Regions from separate parts of the Homo sapiens genome. Here regions 2 and 3 are each linked to region 1. The links are chromatin loops, found by intact Hi-C in ENCODE. Cell type or tissue: endothelial cell of umbilical vein. All regions are shown on one strand. Links, peaks and the distances in the headings refer to the core of each region. The heading gives the core; the rest is flanking DNA. Region 1 holds the start of LOC102723935 (a long non-coding RNA gene). Region 2 overlaps URB2 (URB2 ribosome biogenesis homolog). Region 3 holds the start of ACTA1 (actin alpha 1, skeletal muscle).

Region 1 (9,715 bases), core at 2,266-6,265:
GAAAATATTCTGCATCTTTCTTCAGCCTCTAGGCTTCCTGACATTCCTTGAAGATGTTAGATCTAAACAAGCACCTGAGACAACTACTTCACTGAACTAAACACATGTAAATATAATCTTGATGACGCTGCCTTAGAGGTAGAATTATGTACCTCGAAGTCACTGAGACTTTCTGCTACTCTAGAAACCACTTCCTGTGTTAAGTGCAAAATAGGCATGATTTTATCTGTGTTCAGAAAGAAAAGTCAGAAAATTAAATTACAGTGATAGCTTATCTTATGCACAGGGCATTTTTCTTTTAACAACTAGAAGCTTTAAAAATCGAATATGTAATTTATATACCTTATAGAAAGATTTTAAAACATACATTAAAAAGTAAATAAAAATAATTTAAAATCCCAGAGGCTGGGTGCAGTGGCTCACGCCTATAATCCCAGCACTTTGGGAGGCCCAGGCAGGCACTTGGGGCCAGGAGTTCGAGACCAGCCTGGCCAACACGGTGAAACCCCCTCTCTACTAAACATACAAAAATTAACCAGGCGTGGTGGCACACGCCTGTCGTCCCAGCTACTTGGAAGGCTGAGGCAAGAGAATCTCTTGAACCCCAAAGGCGGAGATTGCAGTGAGCCAAGAATGTGCCACTGCACTCTAGCTTGGGTGACAGAGCAAGATGCCATCTCAAAATAAATACATAAATAAATACATAAATAAATAAATAAGTTTAATCTAATCCCAGAGATAACAGTTATTACTTGATGCATATTCTTTTACCACTTTGTCGATGTATCCATCTACATATTTATATTTTTTCTTATTAAAATGGAGCCATACCAAAACAACTGCTTGAAGTCTGTTTGAAGTCAGCTTTGCCCTTTAAGATTTCGAAGGTAGGCCAGGCGTGGTGGCTCACACTTGTAATCCCAGCACTTTGGGAGGCCGAGATGGGCGGATCACCTGAGGTCGTTAGTTCAAGACCAGCCTAGCCAACATGGTGAAACCCTGTCTCTACTAAAAATACAAAAATTAGCCAGGCGTGGTGGCATATGCCTGTAATCCCAGCTATTCGGGGAAACTGAGGCAGGAGAATGGCTTGAACCCAGGAGGTGGAAGTTGCAGTGAGCCAAGATAGTGCCACTGCACTCCAGCCTGGGCAACAGAGTGAGACTCCATCTTAAAAAAAAAAAAAAATTTCAAAGAGGTAGAACCTTTACAAGTCTTCAACATTGTCTGTAGGGAGAAGATCTCAACACGCAGCTCAGGACATCCAGCTCCTGGTCCCTATTCAGCACAACATTAAATGACAAGACCTTGGGTAGAAATACTTTCATTCTCAGAGTGTCAATTTCCCTGCCTGTTCAAATGAGACAGGTTAACTACAAAAGCTAGGCACAGATCAACTCTGTGGCTTCTCCCCTTGGGTGCCAAAATGTTAAAGCTTTGAAAATGGCAGAGTATTTTCAGGTGTGGCATCACACTGCCACCCCTAGGCTCATGAGAGATATCCTAAAAAGACTGAAGCCTCAAGAAGCCCTAGATCCTAGCTACATTTATTCAAAAGCTGGATAATTTACATGCTAGGGGGAATTCTTACAGAAAATGCCATTCATTCATTCATTCACTCACTCAACAAATATACAGTGAACACCTATCCTATGAAAAGCTAGATTTATAAAAAGGTTAGAAAGGCATGACTGATATTTGCCTTCAAGAAACAGTCTAGGGGTAGTAAGTATATAGGTGAGTACATGAGAAATTATGACACAGCCTGGTGGTTGCCGTGGAATATGTGAAGGAGCACTGGAAAGTCATAGTTCAGGAAAAGATCATGGAAGAAATGACACCCTGAGTCTTGAAGAAGGAATAGGATATCAGAGCACAATGATTAGAGAAGGTTGGAGGAGGAGGACAAGATGGGAAGAAAGGACCTTTAAGGTAGAAAAAGCTTCCTACACAAAACCCACAGCATGTCTGGAAATGATGAGTGGTTCTGAAGCAACAGAAAGGAGCGTGCCTGGCAGTAGACAAGAAGGGGCAGAAAGCGGGGTGGCCAGGCCTGGAGGGATGCCAGCTTCAGAGTCAGAAGAATCCGGGCTCCCCTAAACTCAACCATTCACTTGGGGGTGTGGGGGAGATGAGGCAGGTGCTGAATCGGCCAGATTTCAGCTCTGAGCTTCTCCTTATCTCTAAAATGGAATCATAAAATCCACTCCTTGCAGAGTTCTTCTAAGAATTAGGAAGAAAGTGTGAAAAGTGTCTGCCATGTAGAAGACATTCCATGTGATGATAAGGTTATTGTTATTAAAAGTAAGTTGGAGTCAGATCATGGTGTGCTAAAGAAGTTTTTTATCCTATGGACAGTGGGGGTCACAGAAGGATTCAAACAGGGAATTACACAATTTGATTCACGTTTGACAGAGCTCTCTGTGGATCCAATTGGTACTTAACCTTGGAGCCCCTTGAAATTCTATCTAGAATATTCTGTGTAAATGCATATGTGTACTTTACTCAGGAAGAGTCCCTAGTTTTCATTAGGCCACAGTGAGCCTGTGACTCCATACAGGTTGAGAATCACTGACAAGAGAAAAAATACATTGGGCATGGTGAGGTGGGCAGGAAGGGGAGGTGGAAAGAATGAGGAGATGCCATATTGTAAAAATACTCACCAGACCTGTGAAGACGACCACATGGAGAGGAACTGCAGCCTCCTGCCGACAGCCAGGTGGGTGAGCCATCTGGGAAGTGGGTCCTCCAGCCCCAGTCTAAACCTCAGGTGACTGTAGTCTCACAAGAGACTCCAAGTGAGAAGCACCCAATTAAGTTGCCCTTGACTCCTGATCCACGGAGACCGTGTGAAAGAATAAGCTAATCATTTGAAGCTACTAAGTTTTGGGGTTCATTATAGAGCAATAGACAACTGATACATTCCTTTAAGTGTTACCACAACTCCATTTCTGGGCATCACTGCCTTTGGCTCATTTGAGAGTCAAGTTTTCATGAGAAGCTTCTTTGTAACATTTCCACTCACAGACCCTGGCAAACTGACTTCAGAGTCTAGCTTTTTTTTTTTTTTTTTTGAGATGGAGTCTCGCTCTGTTGCCCAGGCTGGAGTGCAATGGCGCGATCTTGGCTCACTGCAATCTCTGCCTCCCAGGTTCAAGTGATTCTTCTGCTTCAGCCACCCAAGAAGCTAGGATTACAGGCACCCACCACCACACCTGGCTAATTTTTTTTTTTTTTTTTGTATTTCTAGTAGAGATGGGATTTCACCATGTTGGCCAGGTCAAACTCCTGACCTCAGGTGATCCACCCACCTCAGCCTCCCAAAGTGCTGAGATTACAGGCATGAGCCACTGTGCCCAGCCAGAGCCTAGCTTGTAATCACTCCGCTCTACTACCTCCCACCTTCCTTTCTTTGTGTAATAAGATTGCAGTACACAGTGCTGTACAATAAACAAAATATTTTTATACACATAGTCACACTTCATCCTCACAGGGATCCTGAGGCAGGAGAACAGTTACTTTTGTATTTCTCCATTTTGCAGTTTATAAAACTGAGGCTCAGAAAAATTGAACTTCTTTGCCCAAGGTCATTCAGGTACTAAGTGGTAGCTGGGACTCAAAGCAGTTCTTCCAACTCAAATCCCCATTTCTTTCTGTATTCGTCTGCTTGGGCTGCCATCACAAAGCAGCATAAACCGGGAGGCTTAAGCAACAAACATATCTCATCTCACAGTTCTGGACGCTGAAGTCCAAAATCAAGGCATCAGCAGGATTAGAACTTTCTGAGGGGTTGAGAGAGACTCTATTCCATGTCCCGCTCCTGGCTTCTGGGGGCTGCTGGCAATCCTTGCGCATTCCTCGGTCTGCAGGTGCATCAGTCCAGTGTCTGTCTCCATTGTCACATGGCATTCTCTCCTTGTGTGTCTCTCTCCTCCTCTTTTTTTGTTTTGTTTTGTTTTGTTTTTGTTTTGTTTTTTTGAGTCAGGGTCTCCCTTGTTGCCCAGACTGGAGTGCATTGATATGATCATAGCTCACTGCAGCCTCGGACTCCTGGGCTCAAGCCATCCTCCCACTAGCCTTCCAAGTAGGTGAGACTACAGCTGCGTGCCACCATGTCTGGCTAATTTTTAAATTTTTAGTAGAGATGGGGTCTCGATATGTTGCCCAGCAAATCCTGGGCTCAAGCGATCCTCCCGCCTCAGCCTCCCAAATCGCTGGGATTACAGGTGTGAGCCACTGCACCCAGCCTCTCCTCCTCTTATAAGAACACAGTCATACTGGATTAAGGGCTTGCCCTAATGACCTCACCTTAGTTTCATAGTTACATCTGCAAAGACCCTTTTTCCAAATAAGTCTGCATTCACAGGTATTGGGGCTTAGGACTTTAACGTATCTTTTGGTGGGGGATACAGTACAACCCACAGCATTTTCATAACTCATATTTTCCCTTAACAGACAATCTTTAGAGCATCGTTGGACTGTGCCTAAACTGCAAATTCTTGGAATCACCCTGCTGGTGCTGGCCTTGTCACAAAGCACAGCCTGGGAAAGGAGCATTCCAGAAGAGTATGTCAGTGAACCCACCAGGGGGCACTATGTGACCAGAAAATAACCCCAAAACACCAGCGGTTGCATTAAATTCCATTCTGTTAATGAATATTGTTTCTTAACTTTATTTCTTAAATCAGCAACTTCACATTTGATAAAGAGTCAAGGATTTCCTGATACTCGAATCACAGATTTCTGAGCAGCTTTAAAACTCATTGTTCCCCTATATGTAGCAGTGGATTGCTAGTAGCCCTACCAGGTCCTTGAATTGCTCTGGAATGCCAGGTGGAGCTAAATTGAGGGGTCAGGAACTCCTCATTGGATGTGAGATTCAAGTGAGACCATATATCTAAAAATAAGTTGAAGAGCAGGATAGCCAATCTCTGCAGGATTGGGGTCAATCTATCTCTGGGAAGTAATGTTCAACTCTAAGCAAAGCTGCACAAGAAGAGAAATCTGCATTCGGCACTGCTTCCTGGCTGGCCCCACTGCTCCTCCCTTCCTTCCTGTTCAGACACATGTCCCACAAACTTGCCCCCAAACCCCATTGCCTACCAGGTCCCAAAGAGGCCCCAAGTTCCAAAGCCACTTCCCCCACAAGCACAATTTCCAGTTTCCTTAAAGTCAGCAGTAAGGAAAGGCCTCTCCTTAACTGAAACAAAACGTGAAATTCTTTTGGGCAAATCAAGAAGGGATCTGGAAGGAAAACCCACAGGGCAGCCTCAGTATCAGCAGTCCCTGAGTCCCGCCCCTGGGTGGTGAATCTGTTCCTTGGGATTCTGGCATTTCGCCTTAACACAGAAGGCGCTCTTCTGGGCTGATTAAAAGGCTCGGCATATTCTCTCCATGGTTATCCTTACTGTGTGCTTATAGGTGGTGCCAGCACTCATTCATTCATTCCACAGATGTTTGTTGGGCACCTAAAATGTGCCTGACACTGGGACAGATGCTACAGGAGAAAAAAAAAAAAAGAAAGCTCAAGTCTCTCCCCTCAAAGATTTTACATTATCAGCTCAGAGAGCTCCAAACTCCTTGCCCAGCCAATACCCAACAATTCCTACAGAATGGGGGCAGGGGGAGTAAATTTTTAAAAGAAACTGAACAGATAATGTTTTAAGGAGGAAATCAACCATCTCAACAGAGAGGATCGAGGAAAAGTTCTGAGTCGAGCTCCTCCCTAAGAAAGGAGGGAGAGGGCCGGGTGCAGTGGCTCACGCCTGTAATCCCAGCACTTTGGGAGGCTGAGATGGGAGGATCGCCTGAGGTCAGGAGTTCGAGACCAGCCTGGCCAACGTGGTGAAACCCTGTCTCTACTAAAAATGCAAAAATTAGCTGGGCGTGGTGGTGGGTGCCTGTAATCCCAGCTACTCGGGAGGCTGAGGTAGGAGAATTGCTTGAAGCCAGGAGACAGAGGTTGCAGTGAGCCGAGATCGCACCACTGCACTCCAGCCTGGGCAACAGAGCAAGACTCCATCGCAAAAAAAAAAAAAAAAGAAAAGAAAGAAAGAAAGGAGAGAGAATGCAGGAGGGAGAGTGAGACTCGGGAAAGAACAGGGGAAGTTGACAACCACCCTTTTTCTACCAGCTCTCATTTAGCCCATAGTATGTTTCTAACCCATAGATATTTCTAACTGAGAAATATCTCCGAGCAACATGTCCTCACTGCTCAGACATAAGGATTTTCTCACTCACTGCATTTAATGCTGTATTCAATCTCTGCTGTTCTCTGTTCCATTTTCCACAAGTGGCAGTGCCTTTAGGAACAAAACCATTCCTCAACCCCCAGCAGGATTTCTCCAAATGTGGGACCACCTGCATTAGAAATACCTGGGGTCGGCCGGGCGCAGCACTCATGCCTGTAATCCCAGCACTTTGGGAGGCCGAGTTGGGTGGGGAGGGGGGGTGGTGGATCACCTGAGATCAGGAGTTCGAGACCAGCCTGGCCAACATGGTGAAACCCCACATCTACTAAAAATACAAAAATTAGCCTGGCATGGTGGTACGCTCCTGTAATCCCAGCTACTCAGGAGGCTGAGGCGGGAGAATCACTTAAACCCGGGAGACGGAGATCACAGTGAGCTGAGATCGTGCCACTGCACTCCAGCTTGGGTAACAGAGCAAGACTCCATTTCAAAAAAGAGAAATAATTAAAACAAAAAATGAAAGCAGAGATAGGAGCAACACTTGCTGGGAACACCAAAAATGGCCAGTAAGGCACCAGAAGCCAGGAGACAGGCCTGGAACAGAATTTCCCTCAGCATTCAGAGGGTAGCAACCCTGCTGACACCTTGACCTTGGACTTCCGGCCTCCAGAACTGTGAGACAATAAATTTCTGTTGTCCAAGCCACTTGGTCTGTGGTACTTTGTTACAGCGGCCCCAGTCATCTAATCCAGGAAGGTGACATGGTGCGACACCAGAGTTTGATTGCATGCCTGCTGACCTGGCTGCTAGTCCACACAATTTCAGGGAAAGGAAGAGAAAGTCTAATGACTCTGACCTAAATCTCTCTCTCTCCTGTAAAGTCACAGGGAACATCAATAAAGCCAGGAAGCTTTTTCTATTAGGCCTCATTAGTCTTCCATTAAAGGGCACATTTCACCAAGCTGATAGATGGAAATGGTATTGGCTACTGTCTGGTGGAACACAAATGAAGATGTTTGAAAGGGCAAGAAAGACAGGCTGCTGAGAGGTCTAGAGGTGGAGCGTATGGTGGGTGGTCTGTGCAGTGGGGAAACCCCCACCTTAGTTTCCTGGAGTAGGTTACATCTTCCCATGTGAAAGCCAATAATCCGTTACCAAAACGTCTCAAAATGAGTCCACAAAGGGCTGGAAAAAGGCATAAAGGAACTCTTGGGGGTGACAGAAAAGTTCCATACTGGGACGAGGTTGAAGTTGTCGCATGACCGTGTACATTTGTCAAAACTCATTGTACACTTAAAATTGGTGAATTTTGTTGTATGTAAAATTATACCCCAGTAAAGCTGATTAAAATGTTAAAATTAACCATAAAAGAAAATTTCAGTTGGTGGTGTTCAGGGATTATTTTATTTTATTTTATTTTATTTTTGAGACGGTGTCTCACTCTGTTCCTCAGGCTGGAGTGCAGTGGCGCAATCTTGGCTCATCGCAACCTCTGCCTCCTGGGTTCAAGCAATTCCCCTGCCTCAGCCTCCCAAGTAGCTGGGATCATAGGCATCTGCCACCATGCCCAGCTAATTTTTGTAGTTTTAGTAGAGACGGGGTTTCACTATGTTAGCCAGGCTGGTCTCGAACTCCTGACCTCGTGATCTGCCTGCCTCGGCCTCTCAAAGTGCTGGGATTACAGGCGTGAGCCACGGAGAATTTTTTTTTAAGCAGTTCTTGTGAAAACTATCTTTTAAATAAGAAACCAGGCTGAAAACAGGCCATTTAATTTGAAACACAGTATCGAAAATAAATAAGTAAATAAAAGATAATTCTATGGTACTTTTATCAGAATATGGAGGAAACACATAAATATAATTAAAAAGAAAAGAGGAACCAGAAAATCCTCTTTTTCTGAATACAAAACAAGAATTTAAATGACTCGAATGAATAATCCCTGGGTATCAATGCTGTTAAATGCAGAAATAAGCAGAGATGCATCACATTAGAACTGATGGAAGATTTGCTGGTAACTTTCAAATGAGAAGATGAAGGTAGGAAATTATCGTATCACTGAACTCAAGAACTCTATCCACAACTCTAGCCTTGGCTTAATGTTGTAGACTGTTATTTGCAGCATATTCCTGTTAGATAAACAAAATCTCTGTGCTTTGGAGGATGACAGACTCAAAGATTTGAGTTTCATATTAGAGAACTGGATGATAACTTCAGGACTATTTTCTATCTTAAAGCTAACCTGAGCTTATGCTGAATTTATAGAAGTGCTCTGGGAATGTTTTCTACCACAAACCCTTTCTCATCTGTGTCTCCATACTTATTTGGCATCACAGTGCAATAAAGAGCCCTGGTTTGGATGTCACCCTTGACTATAATATAAAGATAAGAAGAGCAACCTTGTCAGGTGGTGTAAGGATCAAGGGAAGTGACATAAAGCACCCAGAACAGGGCCTGGCTCAACAGAGCGCTGTTTTCCTTAGGCATTAAATAATTCAATGCCTTTTGAAATCATAGCTCTGTGTTTTGGGCTTTTTATATTGCATTTTTAAAAGGAGAGGTGTCAGTTTGGTTTGGTTTGAGATAGCAATTCCAACATTGATACATACTAGCTGTGGAAACTGGACAAAATATGTAATCCATTTGGGCCTTTGTTTCTTCATCTGTAAAATGGGATAATACCTCCCTTATAAACCTGTTGTAAGAATTAGGTTTTCTAATACATGTAAAGCACTTAGCACTATACCTAGTGTTTATCAAGTACTCAATAAATTATACTAGTATTAGACGATACTTTAGTTTTATTATAGCCTTCCCACAATCACTTGGTAGCATATAAGAGATCCACTATTTTTTTTTTTTTTTTGAGATGGAATCTCTCTCTGTCACCCAGGCTGGAGTACAGTGGTGTGGTCTTGGCTCACTGCAGCCTCTACCTCCGGGGTCAAAAGATTCTCCTGCCTCAGCCTCCCAAATAGCTGGGATTGCAGGCATGCACCACCACATCCAGCTAATTTTTGTAGTTTTAATAGAGACAGGGTTTTACTATGTTGACCAGGCTGGTCTCAAATTCCTGACCTCAAGTGATCCGCCTGCCTCGGCCTCCCAAAGTGCTGGGATTATAGGTCTGAGCACAGAGCCCGGCCAGAGACCCCCACTTTTAAATTTCCCATAAATCAACATATTTACAATTAAGTTCATTACATTAAATCCATAGAGAGCTGCTGAGTTTTGTTCCATTCATTCACTCATTCAACATCTTCCGAGTGATTGAGGGTTTACTATGTGCCAAATACTATTTTAGGCATGGGGATGGAGCAGGGAACAAGGCCAAAGCATTTCCTGCCCTTATAGAACTTATAATCTAGAGAGGGAGCACACAATAAACTAATAAAGGATATGTATTTTAAGTGATGTTAAATGCTATGGAGTGGGGCATAGAACAAAATAGGGGGCAAATGAAGTGCTGGGGGGATGAAATGGAGAGGGGTTGCTATTTCATATAAGAAAAGAAAAGCCCTCCTCAT
Region 2 (9,715 bases), core at 1,896-5,895, 400 kb after region 1:
CTTAGTGATGTTTTCATTTGTTGGCCAGTGATCTTAGTGTTGTAGAAATTGACTCTTTTCTTGTTTTATAAATAAGTTATCTGAAACCTAAAGATTTAAAGTGGTTGTGTTGTCTAAAACCTACTGGCCTTCTTACTACCCCCAGAGCTCTTTGCAAGAGGCTGTCTAGCTGCATTTTCACTACTGAGAAACTGTGTAAGTAGTTCAGAGCATGGGCTCTGGGCTCAGACTGCCTAGGTTCAAGTCTTAGCGCTGCCAGTTATTAGCTGTGTGACTTTGGGGAGGTCACTGAACCTCATTTTTTGCCTTTGGAAGTGGAATTATTTATTTAGTAAGTGATAATTAAATGAATGAACAAGTATGAATAAGTAGTCCACTTACAAAGCCCTCACCCTGCCAGTATGATCAAGGACTTTGTGTTTTTGTCTGTTTTTCGTTTTGTTTTGTTTTTTTCTTTCCCTCCCAATTACCTTGCTGTAAAATTCACAGACACGCCATTCTACCTTCGGTCCTTGAGTGTTGCTATCATCTATAAAATGGTAAAATTTAAGATGATCACTTGTCAGAAATTTCTGAACTATTACATGAAAAGGATCATAACTTTGAAGAGTAGCATCGTCTGAGAGACAGAAACAAATTGCCTCTTTAGGAATGTACTTCCCAGTGGTTGCCTTCGTGAATCAGTTCTTCTGGTTAATAAAATATGTCCTCATTAGAAACTGTGTTTGCAGAGACACATTAACCCTTTCAGGTTATCAGGGTAGCAATAAATGATCAGCCAAATTCCAGGCCTGTCTGCTGATGCTCTACCACTGCTTTGGTTTTTTTCTACTTCTTAAAAGTAATGGCAAAATACATCTAGTATAAGGTGAATTTTACCAGCTTAACTGTTTTATGTGTGCACTTCAGTAGTAGTATATACATTCTTATATTGTGCAGCCATCACCACCATCTGTTCCCAGAACTGTTCATTACTACTGCTTTTTAGTTTCAGTTACTAGGGTTTCAAACTCTGTTCAGCCCACATTTAGTTGAAACCTGAATGGATGTGGTAAGTGTGAAGAGAACCTGTTCCCCCAGCCTTTTAGGTTGGTTTGATATTAGTCTGAGTCTCTTCTCTGGAAGTTTGGGTGGAGCATCAGATACAGCCAGGTTGGAGCTGGCTGCCACCCACACTCCTGTGCTCCAGATTTTAGGTAACCCTGAACTTCAGGGGAGAAGTGCATCTTTAGGGATGAGGACCAGTTCAACCATTCCAGGGCTGTTAGGAATTAAGTGCATATTGTGCTGTTCTTGACATAAATAAAAAAGGAATCTATTAAATGGCAATCATGAAATCACTTCTGCTCTTGGGTGATATGATGTGATCTAATTACTAGTGTAGGCTTATCAGTGGTCTGTTTTGGTAGTTTCAGAGCCTGCCTGCTGCCTTGCTCTGGGGTGAGATGGGGGTCATAGTGTTATGGTGAACGTAGTTGTCATTGTCCCACAGGGTTGGCATAGCTTCCAAGGTGATTGACGGTGTAGAAGAATTTGACACAATGGGCAGGCAGCTTATCTTCTTATAAGGTTTTTAAATTTAAAGACTCCAGTTTTTTAAAATGCCCCTGGTAAACATGTAAGCATCATTTACTGAACAGCAAAGCCAGCCTTTTGCTTTCATGGAGTTTTATTCCAGGTTTGTGTTTGCTTGAGTTAGCTTCTATTTCCCCAAAATACAAACTTTAAAAATATGAGTATTTAAAGGTTTGACTTAGTAATAAAATTATATTTTAAAAGTGAATGTCGATTTTTTTCTCAATTTGGAGGTCAGTTTGAAATTACTTGTTAGTGCTTCCCAAGGCATTGTTGGCAGGTGGTGCGGCTTGATCTCTGCCCCCAATTGTTCTCACAGAGGTTTGCCTTTTTCCTCAGGTGACCTTATATCCAGCTGTGAAAAGTCTGCTGCAGGAGGGCATTTACCTCATCCTGGACCTCTGCATCGAGCCTGACGTCCAGTTCCTGCGGGCCTCGCTGCAGCCGGGAATGAGAGACATCTTTAAGGAGCTCTATAATGACTATCTCAAGTACCACAAGGCCAAACATGAAGGAGAGAAAAGATATACGGCCTAAGGCTATGGGACAGAAGTGCCGCCAGTGACACTGTCCAGAGGCTTTGGCTGCATGGTCTGAAAGAGCTGGAGAATGAAAGACTTAAGATGTTCTAATTCGTAGTATTGGTATACATAGAAAATCCTTTGGGGTTTATGTAGTATATTTTGATGTATTTTACATCGTGTTTTTCTTACTATTTTTTAATACATAGTTTTATGCAGTAAGTATTGCAATAGAATCCTGAAAATTGACCCTGGGATGAGATTAATTCAATAGAAAAATTGCTGACTCTTGGGACCTTTCTGTGTTTGGTTCTCGTCTTGGCTCAGTGGTTTGGTGTTCCCTCGTCTGCACTGGAAACTACATAAAACTTGGCTTTTTACTTTGGGTACATGGGCGTATAATTCAGCCCTGTTTAAATATACTTGCCTTTCAAATTCTTCAAGTAACATGGGAAGTATTCTTGAAATGTCACATTTTCTGCCTTCCCTCTAAGTATGCTTTCTGAAGAAGTCAGGGAAAGTTAGAGTCTGTGGCCTGAGGTGTCTGCTCTGGGTGGCGATAGTGGGCACCTCAGGCAGGTCGGTGACGTTTAGCACAGGTGCCAGGGCTCCTGCCTGCTCCTCCTGTGTTAGCTCTGTGAAGTTCATTTAGGAATTTTTTTTTCCTATGCAGTTTAAGAAATAATCCTAATTGTTTTTTCTTATTACCTAAGCAATATATTTTTATTATAGCAACCTCAGAAAAGAAAAATAAAAGGATAATTTAAAAAACTCATTCATAGTCTCAGTTACCCAGATAACCTCGGTTGTCACCTTGGAGTATCTTGTTGTAGTCCCTTTACTATGTGTATGTATATAGATGTGCATATAAATATATATAGTAGCTAAATTGGATCATAAATGCATTTTTTTAAAGTTACCTTTTTTCCTGTGTAATATTTTAAGTAACTCTGGGTCAGTGAAAACATTCGACATATATTTTTTTTGGCTGCATAGTAGTCCATTGAGTAGATATTGTTGTTTTATTTAATAAGTACACCATGGTTAGACATAGGTATCTGTCCAAATTCCCTTTTATAGATGGTGCTTGCAGCTGAATTATTTTCAGAAGATGAATTCTCATGAGTTGTATTATTTGTCAGAAAACCACATCATTTTTAAAGGATTTATATAAATATTGCCAAATTGCCCCCTAGAATATTACTAATTTATTTTCCTACTAGTGAGTCAACTTTAATATTATTGATTTTTGTTTCTTTATGCTTCCTTGATAGGAGAGAGATGTTATTCTGTTTTGAATTTCTTTAATTACTAAGAGATTATACATTTTTCACATTTACCATTTTTATTTCTTATGTAAATTATGTTTATATAATTATCTTTCTTCTGTAATAGCACATTTCTCAATTGGGATATTTACCATTTTTCTTATTCACTGTCTTTGGGGGAATCATGTTGGAATTCCCTTTTTAATTAGTTCAAAATGCAGACTTTTGAAGTTATTTGAAGGATCATCCTTAAGCAAAGGCTTTTTTTTTTTAACACTGTATTTTCAAGCAGATGTGATTGGAGCAGACAATATAAAATGAATGTCTTTGATACCTAAGAGAAATGGCCCTTGTTTTACGCCCCACATTTGATTTTATTTCCTGTGCTATCTTGTGGGGGCTGGGGGACAGTCCTGCCTTACGCACTGCACATGTCATCTGTTCCCTTCCCTTCCTCATCTAGACTGTGTGTGCAGAGGGCCTTTCGAAGCTCTGGCCACCAGAAATGTCTTCGGCTGGTCTGGCATCCTTTCGCTTAATGCTTTGTGTTGACAGAATTTTGTTTCTGTAGTAAACTCCCTGCAGGAGCCTCGAAGAGAGTCTGGTGGCGCCATTTCTTGTTCACAATTGGAGATGGGTGTTGGTGTGAGCGGGCGACCTTTCAAGGACACGAGCTGTAAACAAGCGGGAGCTAAAACACGGTCTTAGGTTTGCCTCTGGTTCAAGTGCCCAGACCGGAAGCTAACTGTCTCCAAGGCCTTCATGGAGCCATGGCTAGTTTTTCCTGTGCTGAAAGTTCTGAAGGCCAGAGGTGAGGGGACCATCCTTTCCCCCTGCCTTGGGAATGCTGGGTGAGCTGACGAACGTGGAGCAGTTCATCAGGCGTCCTGGTGGTGGCACTGCAGGGCCTTTCGAAGGGAGTTGGCAGCGGCTGCCAGGTAGTCAGCCTTGAAGGAAGGGAAGGACGAAGAGAAGGCTGGGACTCCACCTCCTCCCTGCACAGCTCTGAAGGGCTCTCTGCTGTGTTCCCATTTCTGGGGAAGCAGTCACAGGTTCCTCACAGTCATTTCTATTTGAACTCTAAACGCTCCTCAGCAAAGAATTTGTTTTAACTCCATTTTGCTGATTCATAGGGTAGAAGAAACATGTTTCTGGCTGGCAAATATGGAGGCTCTGTTGTTCATTTTTATCCTGTTAGAATAGACCTCACAAGCAAAGAGAGTTGGCCCAGCCAGCTCTCCACATGGCAGAGTTGGGGACTCAGCTTGGGGAACGGCAAAATGCTGGGCTTCAGAGAGACTGTCCCCACTGGACTTGCTGTGGCTCCAGACCCCCATCACCTGACAGATGTGCATGAATCACCTGTCTGTACCAGGCACGGAGACATGGCCCTGGTCCTCAGGGAGCTTTCTAGTAGAGGACATTGACAATGAGCCAGGAAACAAATAGGCCAGGGGGTGATCGCGGGGTTGGCAGCAAAGCAGACAAGTTCAGTGGCTGGAGAAAGAGGTGATATTTGAACTGAGACCTGCCTGGGTGGTGAGAGGCGCCCCTGGAAGGGCCTGGGGTGCTGATCCTTAATGCCTGCACTGAATCCATGTGGCAGCCTGGTTTTGGCTGAGGGCGGACACCTGAAGGGAGGGGTGGGCGTAAGGGGAGTTGGGTGAGAGAAGGCTCAGCGGGGTGACTTTGCCTGGGATGTTGCCTTGGGCGGTCCTGGACAGTAGTACATCAGGGGGCCCCCAATGGCACAGACAACACACAGCCCCGTTCTCGACCTTGCCCTGCTTGTGGACCACAGTGGGTGGGTCTCCTTCACAGCCTGTCTTCTGCAGCTTCCCGGACTCAGCCTCCTACAGTAGCTGTGGAAACTGCCCAATGTTAAGGAGTGATGTGAAGTCTCCAGAAAAAAAGACAGCAAAGAGGGGGTGTCTACTTGAAGGGATTTGGGGGAGTTTTTTTTTTTTTCGGTTTCTCTTTTTCATTTTTCTTTGGAGACAGGGTCTCGCTCTATTGCCTAGGCTGGAGTGCAGTGGTGCAATCCTAGCTCACTGCACCCTCCAACTCCTGGGCTCAAGCGATCCTCTTGTCTCAGCTTCCCAAGTAGTTGGGACTACAGGTGCACACCACCACAACCAGCTAATTTTTAAGTTTTTAGTAGAGATAGTCTCACTATGTTGCCCAGGCTGGTCTGGGACTCCTGGCCTCAAGCAGTCCTCCCTTCCTTGGCCTCCCAAAGTGCTGGGATTACAGGTGTTAGCCCCCGCACCTGGCCCTGGTTTCTCATAACTCATAGAGGTAACTTTGATTTATTGCCGGCATGCCAGGCTATAGCCTGAATTCTTTTGTCTAATAAGCTCATACGTTTCTGCTTTATGTCTCATAAAAGCCGCTGTAGAGGCAGCAGCAGTGTCGTTTTTGATTCCTCATTCCCTTGTGCAACTTCTGAACACTCTCCTTTTTTTTTAAATTTTACTTTGTCGTTTACCTTTTCCATCTCTTCCAGCAGACAAGTTCAGTGGCTGGAGGGAGAGGTGATATTCACCCTTTCCCCCTCAGCCTGTATGTCTCTCGTGTCTCTCTAATGGATGTTACTTCTGTTGCCCTGTGCTTTCTTGTCCCCACGTCCTTCCAACACCATTCTGCCATCCCCACTCACTGACTTCTCTGCCCTCCCTCCCTGGTGTGTCTGGGCCACCTCTCTCAATCACTCCTGCTTGCTGGTGACCTCTCTTCTTTCCCAGTCTTCCCTCTTGTTTCCTGCTGATATTTTTTGTAGCCTCATGTCCACACTGGGGACCCTTCTGAAATGTCCTGACCCCACATTCCCAGGACTGCCACCCCTGCCCATCTGCCATCGCTGATGTGAGAACTCACACTTGAGCCTCCTTGTTGGACTCTTCTTGGCTTCCCTTGCTCCTTTTTTTTAAGAGGCTGGAGTACAGTGGTGTGATCCTAGCTCACTGCAGCCTCCAACTCCTGGGCTGAAGTGCTCCTCCCATGTCAGCCTCCCAAGTAGCTAGGACTACAGGTGCATGCCACCACGCCTCGCTAATCTTTTTTAAGTAGAGATGGGATTTCGCTCTTGCCCTGGCTGGAATTGAACTCCTGGGCTCAGGTGATCCTCTTGCCTTGGCCTCCAAAGTGCTGGGATTACAGGTGTAAGCCACCGTGCCTGGCCCAATGAGCCTGTTTGTAATGTCCTTTCTTTGGCCTGCCCTGTTGTCCCTCTACCCAGCTTGTTCCCCGTTGCCACCATGACCACTGTGCCTCACTGGCATCCCTAGGTCTGTCACCTCCTTCCTCGTCTTTGGAGTTCCCTGATTGTCCTGCCCTACCCTTAACTCCAGAGCCAGCTCTGTTGAGGGAGAAAGGAATGGAGTCATGGGGATTGATTCTCTACAAAATCCTGTTCTCTCTCTTCTGCTGGGGTCACCTATTGGGAGGAAGATCTCTTTTTTCATCAGAGGGAGAAACATCCATGAGGCAGCATAGCTTTGGGATGTTAGGAGCTTGTGGAGACTGGATTGTTACAATGGTTTTAATGTGAAGTTCTGGTTGATCGTAGAACATAAATATTTGGATGAGAGGAAGGAAGAGGTTTGTGAAATGCTCCAGAAAGAACACAACTAGTAGTAGTGGGAGTGGTTTTTCATTACAAAGGAGGATTGAGGGGATGTGACTCAGTAGACCAGGCTCAACGGAGGTGAAAGTGTGCTGGGGCCTGGGGCGAGAAACACACTCAGAAAAATGAGGCCACGGGAAATCCCAGCAGTAACGCCTGGCCGGCTGCCAAGGTGGTGATAAAGAAGCACCCACAGAAACACAAATCAGTGCACGGCCCTGCGTCTTCCTGTACCTTAATGTCATGCTAGAGGGCATGGCCAACTGTTTCCCAACTATGGCCATTTCAAAGACTCAGAATGGCTGTTCTTGTGGGGACAGATGTGGGTGCCGGTGCCATTCAGTGTCTGGTATTCTCTGACTTGGCATGCAGCCTGCACTGGTATTTTCTCTAAGCCCTCTTTGAGCTTTATAACAGATTAAATCAGGCACACAATCTCTTCCCATCTAACCATAGCCCTCTGTCTCTCGAGTCTCTGCTATCACTTTCCCTGCTGTTTATAGACACACACAGAATACTCTTAATTTATCTTCAGTCTCGATCCTGTTATCCTCTCACATTTCCATCAGCCTTTTCTCTTGACTACCCAACAATTATAAGGAGTCTACCTTTGCTCCTTGGTCATCCTTCCCATCAAAACTGCCCTCTGAAAGACACCTGGCTTCACGAATGTGTGGTAGGTCCTTGACCATCGCTGGACACCCTTGGCTGGTCGGACCCCCCGCTGGCTCTCTGCATCCTCTAGGGCCTCGACTATCTCTGATGCTCTTGGTTACCTTTTTCTCTCCCTTCCCCTAAAATACTGGTGTCCTCAAGGATTAATCCTTGACAATTCTCTCTAGACCTTCTAACTTTCCTGACCTTCCACTCCCTGATGTCACCATTGCCTCTGGGCAAGTCCTTTTCAAACTTGCCAATTTCTGCTCATTGAATTGAGTTGAAAATCTGGAAGACATAACCAATTCCTCACTCTCCTTCAGTCCCAGCTCTCACTAGCATCTTCCCTCTTTTCTCTTACTGCCTGTGGTCACTCATCCTAGAGATTGTTTCTAAATAGTCCTAGTGGTTGTCCCTCCATCTTCCTTCAAACCTCCAAAGAGTCTCCTTTCAAAAAACAAATTTCTTTTTTTTTTTTTTTTTGAGACAGGGTCTTGCTCTGTTGCCCAGGATGGGTTACAGTGGCATGATCTTGGCTCACTGCAGCCTCTGCCTCCCAGGTTCAAGCGATTCTCCCACCTCAGCCTCCTGAGTAGCTGGAACTATAGGTGCGTGCCACCATGCTTGGCTAATTTTTATATTTTTTTGGTAGAGACGGGGTTTCACCATGGTGGCCAGGCTGGTCTTGAACTCCTGACCTCAGGTGATCCACCATCCTTGGACTCCCAAAGTGCTGGGATTACAGGCATGAGCCACCACGCCTGGCCTTATGATGACTTTTGGAAACTCCATCTAAAATCCCACCCACCTGCCTTGACCATCCTGTCCCCTTTTTCCCTGCTTCATTACTTTTTCCTCAGTATGTGTTGCTCTCCAATTTACTAGGTGTTTTGCTTATGCATGTTGTCTGGTGTCTTTTTTCCCAGTAGAAGTTAAACTCCGCATATGCAGGGATCCTGTTTGTGCTACTCACAGCTTGAGTATGGACCCGAAATGGGCACCTGGCACATAGTAGGTGCTCAATTAATACTTGTTGGATGAAGAATGCCCTGGGAATACTGGTCTTCCAGCAGAGTAGAACAATTTGAAAACTGCGCTCCACCCGCCTGTCTCCATAAATGTCAATGAATGCGTCTTTGTAGAATAAATATTTGAATTAAATTTTCCATGCACTATGTGTGGCTGCGTGGCCTGACTGTACAGAGGCTGCAGTTTACCACAGCAAAGTGTTGCTGATGCTTCCTATTACAATGCGTCATTGTTTCACTAAACACCCACAGCTTAGGTTTTCAGAAAATCTGGAAATGTGACATTAGCTTCCTGATTGTCTCAATTTCCAGATGCATTCATCCCTAATCCAGCAAATGTCAGGAGGGCTGCTTTATACTCTGGGGGCTGAGGTTTTCAGCACCTGTTTGCCACACACCTAGTTCTGATTGTCATTGGGATTGGAGATACAGGCAGAAGACAGCTCTGCCAGATTCGACTTTCTGATGAGGCTCCTGTGACATGTACTGCTGCTGGCGCTGGCTTGTGGTGCTGGAAGTGCAGGGTCTGGTGGCTCCCTTTGCAATGGGAAGTTTCAGAGGAGCTGGGCTGGTGAAAAGCAGCTGTTCATCCACAGCACATCTGCATGGAGCAAGGGCACTGGGGAGACTTAAATGTCCACTTCTGGGATTCTCTGGGTGGCATTTGGATGCCACTTTTGATGGACAGGTTGTCAGAATGATAGCATGAACGTCCACGGCTGGTGCCTTACGCGTGCATGCAGCAATTGCTAGTGGTTTCCTCCAGCTTCTTGAACGCATATTCATCACAGATGGGGCATCAGTCTGAGGGATTCTTCTTCCCTCCTTAGAAGACAATGGGGAGAACTGCCAAGGTTCCTTTCAAGGTCTCCAAAAGGGCAAATGTTTCTGTCTTTGGAATACTCACTTTGGAATGCTTTATGGGAAACTGTCCAAATCCCAGGTGGTATTTTCTTTTGCTGTGTGGTGGGAGCAGGTGCAGTGATTCAGATGGCTGCATGCATTGGACAGACACCTGCAGCAGGGCAGACAGAGCTGTGA
Region 3 (9,715 bases), core at 2,380-6,379, 180 kb after region 1:
CTGACCACACCACACCACAGAAAAAATCCTCTTTCAGGCCTAATATTGGTAACACAATTTACAAAATACCTGTAGCCACAACCCAATATGAGAGCAGAAAAGATATGGAATACTAATAAAATGCAAGATGCTTGTTTCCTTTTAGAGAAGTGTCAGAAAAGAAATGGCATTTTTGGCCAGGCGTGGTGGCTCATGCCTGTAATCCCAGCACTTTGGGAGGCCGAGGCAGGCAGATCACTTGAGGTCAGGAGTTCAAGACCAGCCTGGCCAACATGGTGAAACCCTGTCTCTACTAAAAATACAAAAATTAGCCAGGTGCGGTGCACACCTGTAATCCCAGCTACCGGGGAGGCTGAGGCAGGAGAATTGTTTGAGCCCAGGAGGCAGAAGTTGCAGTGAGCCGAGATTGAGCCACTGCACTCTAGTCTGGGTGACAATGCGAGACTCCATCTCAAAATAAATAAATAATAAATGATTTTTTTAGATTTCGTGCATTTCCAGTGAAAACATGTAATTTATAATTTTTGCACTTATTTTTGGTAAAACAGTAATGTCAATGATGGGTTTTAAAAATTGGCACTTGACAAAACACTATCACAGTGTATTGAAAACTTCTGTCAGTTCTAAACTATTATGAGTCATTTACAGATTATGATCATAGGAGAAATAGACCTTACATATCTTACTTAAATCCCAATTGATTTAGGGTTCTGGTTCAAAAATCGTTAGCATGACAGTCAGCTAACACATGTAATAGTGATATTTTACCAGGCTGCTGGCTACATGAATGAATTTATTTATTTATTTTTGAAACAGGGTCTCACTGCACCCAGGCTGGATTGCAGTGGCATAATCTTGGCTCACTGCAAGCTCTGCCTCTTGGGGCTCAAGTGATTCTCCCACTTCCGCGTTCCGAGTAGCTGGGACTACAGGTGCACACCACCATGACTAGCTAATTTTTGTATTTTTAGTAGAGGCAGGGTTTCACCACGCTGGACAGGCTGGTCTCGAACTCCTGGCCTCAAGTGATCCGCCCACCTCGGCCTCCCAAAGTGCTGAGATTACAGGTGTGAGCCACTGCATCTGGCCACGAATGAATTATTTAAGCTATGTGTGTGTAGGTTATGTTTGCTCAGATATGCCTTTGCATATTCAATATTACCAATATGTTAGAGTATTATTATATCAGATATGTATATATGTGGTTAGTATTATCAACAAAAGCTGTATACCTCTGAAAGACTAGTATTTAGCCCATTTTTAACCTTCATCCACCCTGAGTGGGACAATACAAGGTTTTCAATGAACATGGTATTATATACTTCTTTTATTAAAATCTTAAATTTTAGCAATATTGTCAACTCTCTTGATATCTGGATTTGACAGTACCATGCCTTTTGAGGCCTCAAAGATTTCTGAAGTTTTTCAATAAGCCAGAAGATGAGGGATTAAACATATGACTACGTGGCATGTAACATAGCTATTTTGTCAATTGCAGCTATAAACTTATTTACAAACGAGTTTATTACTTTGAGTCTGAATCCATTATATTTAGGGGCCACTGCTCTTGAGAAACTTGACTAGGAAACATTAAGCTCCCTTTAAGGAATAGGTATTGCACTCTCCCACAGAAGTTCAAACTGTTGATAAATTTGATGCCTTTAAAACTTGTTTTGGGGGTGAGGGTGTTCCTCCTCCCCTTGCTTACCTCCCCGTCTTCCAGCGTGAGCCTCAGCTTCCCACCCCTCCGACGCTTCTTTGCTGCCCTTCTTTCTGGAGCTCTCACTTGGCCCTCCCTTGCCTCCTTCCCAGGTCCTGCACGAGGGGGTGTTTCTTTCTACCAGCAGCACCTGGTGTGAAGCAAAGGACTTCCCCATTGGAGAGAGGCAGTGACGGTCTTCACTTGCAAATTAAAACTCATTTATTAAGCCTGGACATAGTGGCACAGACCTGTAATCCCAGAACTTTGAGGGGCTGAGGCAGAAGCATTGCTTGTGGCCAGGAGTTCGAGACCAGCCTGGGCAGCATAACAAGACCCTGAGACCCTGTCTCTACAATAAAAATAAAAAACTGGCTGGACGCGGTGGCACATGCGAAAATATTAGCAACTGGGGAGGCTGAGGTGGGAGGACCCCTTGAGCTCAATTAGAGGATACAGTTGGGCTCTGATCACACCACTGCTCTCCACCGTGGGCGACAGGGCGAGACCCTGTCTCTATTAAAAAACAAAAACAAAAACAAAAACAAAATGACTTGTTACATGCAGAACACAACCCCCTCTCAGATCTGGAGATTCAGTAGGGGAACACCATAGGCGGAGCTGAGACGCCCTCTGAGAAACAGCTCTCCAGCCCCAGCACCATGGTCAGCGCCCGCTGCCTGAGGGGACCCAGGGCCACCAGCGGAGGCCGCCCCGGCAGTGCTGGCAACACTCGGGAGCGCTGCGCAGAGGAAGAAAGCTGCCTCGCCACACCCCAGAGGGTCAAGTCAGGCCACCACTAGCTGCCAGTGATCTGGAATGGATCTGATCCACTGCAGAAACCGGCAGGGGAGCATGGGAAGATGTAAGTTTTGTCTTCCAAGGAGCCCATTCATTTGGGGTATCGTGAAAAGTGACTTAAGAGGATGTGGGGGATGGGAATCCCTCTTCCTGCTCCACTCCCGCCCCAAGCAAATAAACACGACCACTTTACGCAGCTTAACAGAATGACTTTAATGCTTCTTCAAGTTTTCCATTTTCTTCCACAGGGCTTTGTTTCGAAAAATAACAAAATGAGGTAATAAGTTAATGTATGTACACGTTATAAACACTGTGTCAGTTTACGATGGCAGCAACGGAAGTTGTTACAAAGAAAGTGACTGCGGGGTGGCTGGAGCTCAGCCGCCCCCCCATTGAGAAGATTCGTCGTCCTGAGAAGTCGCGTGCTGGAGGTGGAGTGTGTCTAGAAGCATTTGCGGTGGACGATGGAAGGGCCGGCCTCGTCGTACTCCTGCTTGGTGATCCACATCTGCTGGAAGGTGGACAGCGAGGCCAGGATGGAGCCGCCGATCCACACCGAGTATTTGCGCTCCGGCGGGGCGATGATCTGCAAGACAGCGCGTGAGGTGGGGAGACCTCACCCTGGAGCCCACCCCGCCGACAGCCCGCGCAGGCCACCACCCACCTTGATCTTCATGGTGCTGGGTGCCAGCGCGGTGATCTCTTTCTGCATGCGGTCAGCGATCCCAGGGTACATCGTGGTGCCCCCCGACATGACGTTGTTGGCATACAGGTCCTTCCTGATGTCGATGTCACACTTCATGATGCTGTTGTAGGTGGTCTCGTGAATGCCCGCCGACTCCATACCTGGGGACCGCGGCGGGGAGCGTGAGCAGAAGCTCGGGGCGCCGGGGGCCGGCGGGGCCTGGGGGCCGGGGCGAGGGCGAGCGGGGCTCACCGATGAAGGAGGGCTGGAAGAGCGTCTCCGGGCAGCGGAAGCGCTCGTTGCCGATGGTGATGACCTGCCCGTCTGGCAGCTCGTAGCTCTTTTCCAGGGAGGAGGAGGAGGCGGCCGTCGCCATCTCGTTCTCGAAGTCCAGGGCCACGTAGCACAGCTTCTCCTTGATGTCGCGCACGATCTCGCGCTCAGCTGCGGAGGGCAGAAGCAGGAGAGGAGCCCTCACTCAGGGGCCGCCGCCGGCCCTCCCGCCCGGGGTGCAGGGGCGCCGCGCACCTGTGGTCACGAAGGAGTAGCCACGCTCAGTGAGGATCTTCATCAGGTAGTCGGTGAGATCGCGGCCCGCCAGGTCCAGGCGCATGATGGCGTGCGGCAGCGCGTAGCCCTCATAAATGGGCACGTTGTGGGTGACGCCGTCGCCGGAGTCCAGCACGATGCCTGTGCGCGCGCGGGAGAGAGTGAGTGGCTGGGGGCGAGGCCGAGGCTAGGCTCTCAGCGCTAGCGGCGGGGGCGGGGGCGGGGGCGGGGGCGGGAGAGGGGACTGGGGGCAGCGGGCACTCACCGGTGGTCCTGCCGGAGGCGTAGAGGGACAGCACGGCCTGGATGGCCACGTACATGGCGGGCACGTTGAAGGTCTCAAACATGATCTGGGTCATCTTCTCGCGGTTGGCCTTGGGATTGAGGGGGGCCTCGGTGAGCAGGGTGGGGTGCTCCTCGGGAGCCACGCGAAGCTCGTTGTAGAAGGTGTGGTGCCAGATCTTCTCCATGTCATCCCAGTTGGTGATGATGCCGTGCTCGATAGGGTACTTCAGGGTCAGGATACCTCTCTTGCTCTGAGCCTCGTCGCCCACGTAGGAATCTTTCTGACCCATACCGACCATGACGCCCTGCAGAGCCGAGACACCACGCACCCGTTAACGCCGCTCCGGGTGGCACCAGGCTGGCTTACGCGGGGACCCCGAGCCGGCTCCCTCTGCGGAGGGGCAGCCTGACCTGGTGTCGGGGGCGGCCCACGATGGACGGGAACACGGCCCTAGGGGCGTCATCCCCGGCGAAGCCGGCTTTCACCAGGCCGGAGCCATTGTCGCACACGAGGGCGGTGGTCTCGTCTTCGTCGCACATTGTGTCTAGTTTCTGCAAGGACAGGGAGACCGCGAAGAGGCGCGGTGCATCAGCGCAGAAGTCTCAGCGGCAGGGGGGGGTAAGCCTGGCTGGCCCCGACGTCCTCCCTCCCCAGGAACCTAGGGACATCTCCTGCCGGAGCCACTCAAATTCTGCCAGGGCGGCGACCAGGGGTTCTCTTCTCGACCTTTGCCCCGGCTAAGGGCTGCCCTGAACCAGGAAAAGGGGCACAGGGTCGCGAGACCCCACTGAGAAGTCCTCTGTCCACATAGCCAGGGGAACATGTTCCCCAAGACCTGTCTGCCCTCCCTGCCTGACACCTGTTCCAGGAGCTGGACGCTAGTGCCCATCCTCTCTGCGCCTCCCTGACCACATCTGTCACCTAGGGAGATAAGGCCTCAGCACTGCCTGCTTGCTGGGCCAGCGTGAGGGTGGAAGGAGATGCCCATGGGAAAGGCGTTGGCACCCCATCCAGGGAAGAGTGGCCTGTTAGGAACCCTGTGACATTTCAAACTCAGAAAGGGCCTTTTCGCCTGTTGGAAACCCAGAATGGGTGGTCCTGGCTGCTCGCTCATTCGCTCTAGCGCTAGTTTGGAAGGGAACTGCCTTGGCGACAACTAAAGCAAAACCGTTTATCTCCCTAGGCACATCCTACATGCCAGGTAAAGGAGCCCAAAGGGGCTAGAGAAAAATTTGGAGAAGTCTAATTTCCAGAGGCTGACTGTCTTGCCTCCTTTTTAAAGCGCGTGTGGCTCCGGAGACGAGGCACAGCGCTCAGGGCGCAGGCCTGGGGCTGACCAGGTGAACCGACTGGGTTCTGCCCCGGAGTCCTTCAGGTTCCCCTCGGTAGTGCCCTGTCCCCCTGTCCCCTCCCAACTCCTGCCCTACCTGGGCGGGTAGCTACAACTGCTACTCTCGGCTCGGGCCCTGGTCGCCGCGGAGGGGAAGCGAGGCTTCACTTGGCGCTGTCCGCTGCGGTGGCCGCTTGTCCCTCTGCTCAGGTTTTATATAGCCCGCGGGCATTCCCTCCGCGCCACCCCGCAGGAATGTCGCTGCCCTTCTCGAGCCATATTTGGGTGTTGGGCACTAGAGCCCCCTCCCTCGGCCGGTTCGCGGCCTGGGCCCCCGCCCGGGTCCCCTGCGTTGACCAAAGAAGGAGCGGGTTGGCCCGGTCCCAGGTAACGCGGGCCGGGCCGTATATGGAGTGTCTCCCTAGCGGGTTTGCCCCTCCTGACCCGACCCAGTTGCCCGCCGGAGGGGATGGGGTGGGGCGAGGGTCACCGCGTTCGCCGGTGGGTGCATGTGTGCGCCTGCGCTCCGGGAACCGCACCTGTCCCAAAGGCCTCCCCAACCATGTCCACTCTGAGCGCCCTGGGCGCTCGGGAAGGTGCCTGACTGCTGACTTCCAATATTTCAACTCCTCTTCGGGTTCTTTGCTCAGATCCCCAAACTCCCACTTGCGACTACCGGGAAGAGGGAGTCGTGTGGAGTGGTGGGCTTGGGAGGATTGGAGAAGCAGTCACTCCTGAGTCTCAGGAAGGGAAGGAAGGCGAACTCCCTCTCCTTTACGCCCCTGGAACTCCATTTCTCTCTTCCCACCCCCGAGCTCCCTGAATCCAAAAAGCTGAGCCACGTCGACCCCTTCCCCCACCGCACAGAGGGCCACCGGCGGCCGGAGGGCGCGCAGCTGTCGCAGGATAGACAACTGGCGGGGGGAGGCGAGGGCGGAGCGCCGGGGAGGAGGCGCGGGGGCTCCCGGGGATAGGCCTGTCAGGCGCAAAGCCTGAGCACACGGAGCTGTCCGCCTCAGGGACGCGCAGCGCCCTTGGGTCTCCTAAAGGGATTGAAGGGGTGAGGGTTCCCCTCCTGTAGGACGCACTGGCCCCAGGTTTTGGTGGGCTGAGGCCCTCCCCCAGCCTCTTTGGTGGCACTATGTGTGTCCCTCTCCTGGGGCTGAAAGACAAGGGTCACAACCCAGGACTGGCTAGACCTGGAGTGGAGGTGGAGATGGGTGAGGGGCTCTTCCTAGATGAGGCTTAGCTGGTCCTTCCTCCCAATAAATTGGAGGGGGTGGGGGGACAAGGACGCGGCACTCTAGGATGGGTGGCAGTTTTTCCTTCTGCAAAGGCTGAACAAACTCATCTTTATATTTAGAGGATGATGCCTGCCAAGGCCGGGCTGCCTCCCAGTCCACCTTGTAGTCATCATTTACCAGAGCCTGCTGCAGGTTCTATTTATATCACTGATATATGGGGCTATGCCTTTCAGATTTTCTAGAAGGATTTGGAGCTACTTATGGTAAAGTAGAGTGGGGGTCAGCAGAGGTTACCCAGTTGGTGCCTGTCCCTCTCTCTCTCTCTCTCTCTCTCTCTCTCTCTCTCTCTCTCTCTCTCTCTCCTTTTTCCCTAAGACAAGGACAGTTCTAACCTTGTGGAGGGCACAGGAGGAGCAGTCTTCTGTGATGAACTCAGGGACATGCTTTAAGGGGGTACATCAGTGATGTGGTGTGGGCCAGAACAGAATCACTCATTTTTCGGATGTGCTTAAGTGCTCCTAAAATAGTTGCAATTCACTTTTGGTAGTGGAACCCAGCAACTGGGACAGGTGTGGATTCTCTAAAAGGGGGATGGAAGCATATGCGACCCTCCTCTGTAGCCCACATCATGGCAGTTCATCCCAAAAATAAACAAGTATTAACAAAAATGTTCTAGTGAATAAAATGCTACCTTCCTAAAAATGATCAATTAAAAAATAAGGAGTTTGACTAGTATAGGGACTATGCGGTGAGGATAAAGTCTCCTATGGTTCCATATTTAGTTCTTCCAAGTATTTTGGAGAGTAAGTGAATAATTGACAGAACTGTATTTCCTTTTTAACATCCTGTGTCCTCCTGTGTCAGCGAGTAGTGGAGATACTAGAAAAAAACCACTTAGCAAATGAGCTGCATGTAACGTAAGGGGACTAGCTTACATTTGGGCCTTGAAGGTAGGAAATTTGCTGCCGTTCACTGGATACCTCAATATTTGTGCGCATTCCAAAGGAGAATGGGATTGTCACTATTTTTCAAAACTCTTGCTCAGTTCAACTCTTACCTTTCCTTACAGAAAGCTTTTCTAAGCTCAGTCTGTTACATTCAAACCCACACTAAAAGCTGACCATGATTAAAAACACTCACAAGCGAACAGAGACCTGCTAGTACAGCAAACTGTGGGAGATGGCCCCTGAGGTGGCCAGCCAGGCATCTGTTCCCTGCCCACATGATTTGCGGCTGGTTTAAATAGTCCCTGACAGGTCACCACAGGCCACCCTCAGTCCCATTCTGGTCTTGTTGCATTCTCATTGGCTTAGAGAATAGACTGAATGGTGGGTGGCAGAGCCACGTCTCCATACATGTATGTTTTGGGGGAGCGCAGCGGCGCCCTGCTCCGCCTTTTGAGAACTGTCACTAAGTAAAGGTCAGCCATGTAGGGTATGCTTGACAGGGAGTTCCTGCTTCTAAGTTTTCAGGTGCAGCCTCAGCTCTTCATACCCTGACCGGGCCCTTCTGCTACCACTACCCCGGTGTGTTCACACTTCCCTTCTCTCCAATTGTGCCCCTCAACACTCCACACACCCGTACCCCAATCTTGCTCAGTTCCAGTCTTCCTACTGTGTTTCCTATCAATTTAAACAGGAATTGGTAAAACACTTTATAATATGCTTTCGTGTTTCAATTAACCGTTTAACTATCCTAAGGTAAATAAGATAGGTATTACTCATTCCAGTTTTTTTTCTTTTTTAAAGAAAACTGAGGCTTAATGAGCTAAAACACACCCCAGGTTCCACAGCAGCCAGTGGAGGAGACGGGCTTGGGCTGTCCTTCCTTCTACTGCCAGTGGCCAGGGAGGGCAAGGACTGCTGCTTCTCTCTAATCCTCACCAACACTGGGTACAGTTCGAAACAGAACAGGCCCTTGAGGGATCTTTCCCAGTAATGAGCCAAAGACATCCTGACATGAAAAGCCGTAGCTTCCCCAGAAACTCAGCTTTGAGGGGCTGGCTGGGCACTCCAAGTTAGAGATATTCCAGGAACAGGGTAGACAAAGACCAACTCATTCTCACAAGCTACTTAAAAACGTCGGGTCGGCCAGGCGCGGTGGCCCATGCCTGTAATCCCAGCACTTTGGGAAGCCGAGGCTGGTGGATCACTTGAGGTCAGGAGTTCAAGACCAGCCTGGCCAACATGGTGAAACCCCGTCTCTACTAAAAACACAAAAATTAGCCAGGCGTGGTGGTGCACACCTATAATCCCAGCTACTCGGGAGGCTGAGACAGGAGAATCACTTGAACCTGGGAGGCAGAGGTTGCAGTGAGCCGAGATCCCACCACTGCACGCCAGGCCTGGGCAACAGAGAGAGACTCCATCTCAAAAAAAAAAAAAAAAAAAAAGTTGAGTCAACTCCTGGCAGCCCAAAGAAAGGGCTTGGGCTTGGATTTTCTACTTTTTCCTCCTCCTGAAGCTGGTGGTTTTTGCACTCATGGCCACCTCTAAGAACCTGATGATTCATTGGAGCAGTGCCCTCTCTTCAACATTCTTTATACCCAGAATATCATGAACTGGTTAGGAGCTTGCATTCTGGAATCAAGCAGAGCTGCATTTACCTTCCCCTCTGACTGGCTATGTGATCTTGGACAAGTGACTTTCCAGAAAGCATTCTCAACTCACAATACTCCTTAAGACTGATCTGAGGATTAAAACCAGGTGAGAGCTGAGTGCGGTGGCTCACGTCTGTAATCCCAGCACTTTGGGAGGCCCAGGTGGACAGATCACTTGAGGTCAGGAGTTCAACACCAGCCTGGCCAACATGGTGAAACCTGGTCTCTACTAAAAATACAAAAAAATTAGCTGGGCATGGTGGCGGGTGCCTGTAATCCCAGCTACTAGGGAGGCTGAGGCAGGAGAATCTCTTGAACCCAAGAGACAGGCTGCAGTGAGCTGAGATTGCGCTACTGCACTCCAGCCTAGGAACAGAGCAAGACTCCGTCTCAAAAAACCAAAACCAAAACCAAAAACAAAACAACAAACTAGGTGAGTACCTAAGACATATGAAACATTCAGCACATGGTGCCATGTCTTGCTTCCAATGACTAAGGGCTTGGGGCAGGTGCACACAGTGC

What was found. Hi-C counts contacts between places; a loop is a spot of excess contacts. Peaks named below come from ENCODE experiments on the same cell type or tissue, not always from the same donor. Only the 100,000 strongest peaks of a DNase experiment are listed, where the experiment ranks them.
Region 2: it touches region 1 in a loop (13-fold over the local background); 2 of 110 quality-filtered maps call a loop at or near these places.
Region 3: a loop joins it to region 1, with 4 times the contacts of the local background. A loop is called at or near these places in 2 of 110 quality-filtered maps.

What each region holds. Positions count from the first base shown.
Region 1 is chr1:229,253,624-229,263,338 of GRCh38, forward strand. It overlaps RAB4A-AS1 (RAB4A antisense RNA 1), which reads right to left. Exons shown (of 2, transcript NR_149313.1): 2 at 3,269-5,497. It overlaps LOC102723935 (a long non-coding RNA gene), which reads right to left and starts at 3,075. Exons shown (of 3, transcript XR_426935.4): 1 at 2,664-3,075. LOC124904540 (a long non-coding RNA gene) reads left to right here. Exons shown (of 2, transcript XR_007066924.1): 2 at 4,456-4,657. RefSeq lists enhancers at 1-149, 150-1,023. In endothelial cell of umbilical vein, for the core only: a CTCF peak has its summit at 4,589 (motif pointing right); a DNase peak (open chromatin) is centred at 4,598.
Region 2 is chr1:229,657,186-229,666,900 of GRCh38, forward strand. It overlaps URB2 (URB2 ribosome biogenesis homolog), which reads left to right. Exons shown (of 10, transcript NM_014777.4): 10 at 1,915-3,015. The coding sequence ends at 2,112. Among named protein-coding and RNA genes, the nearest start is that of URB2, 36 kb to the left of the region's middle. In endothelial cell of umbilical vein, for the core only: a CTCF peak has its summit at 4,257; a DNase peak (open chromatin) is centred at 4,266.
Region 3 is chr1:229,428,557-229,438,271 of GRCh38, forward strand. ACTA1 (actin alpha 1, skeletal muscle) reads right to left here and starts at 5,538. Exons shown (of 7, transcript NM_001100.4): 1 at 5,448-5,538; 2 at 4,431-4,571; 3 at 4,000-4,324; 4 at 3,714-3,875; 5 at 3,438-3,629; 6 at 3,165-3,346; 7 at 2,689-3,086. The coding sequence starts at 4,559. The coding sequence ends at 2,943. RefSeq lists silencers at 2,206-2,500, 5,246-5,540, 9,012-9,212, 9,678-9,715 and enhancers at 2,540-3,159, 3,160-3,781. In endothelial cell of umbilical vein, for the core only: no CTCF peak of the experiment used is centred there; no DNase peak of the experiment used is centred there; H3K27me3 peaks cover 3,489 bases.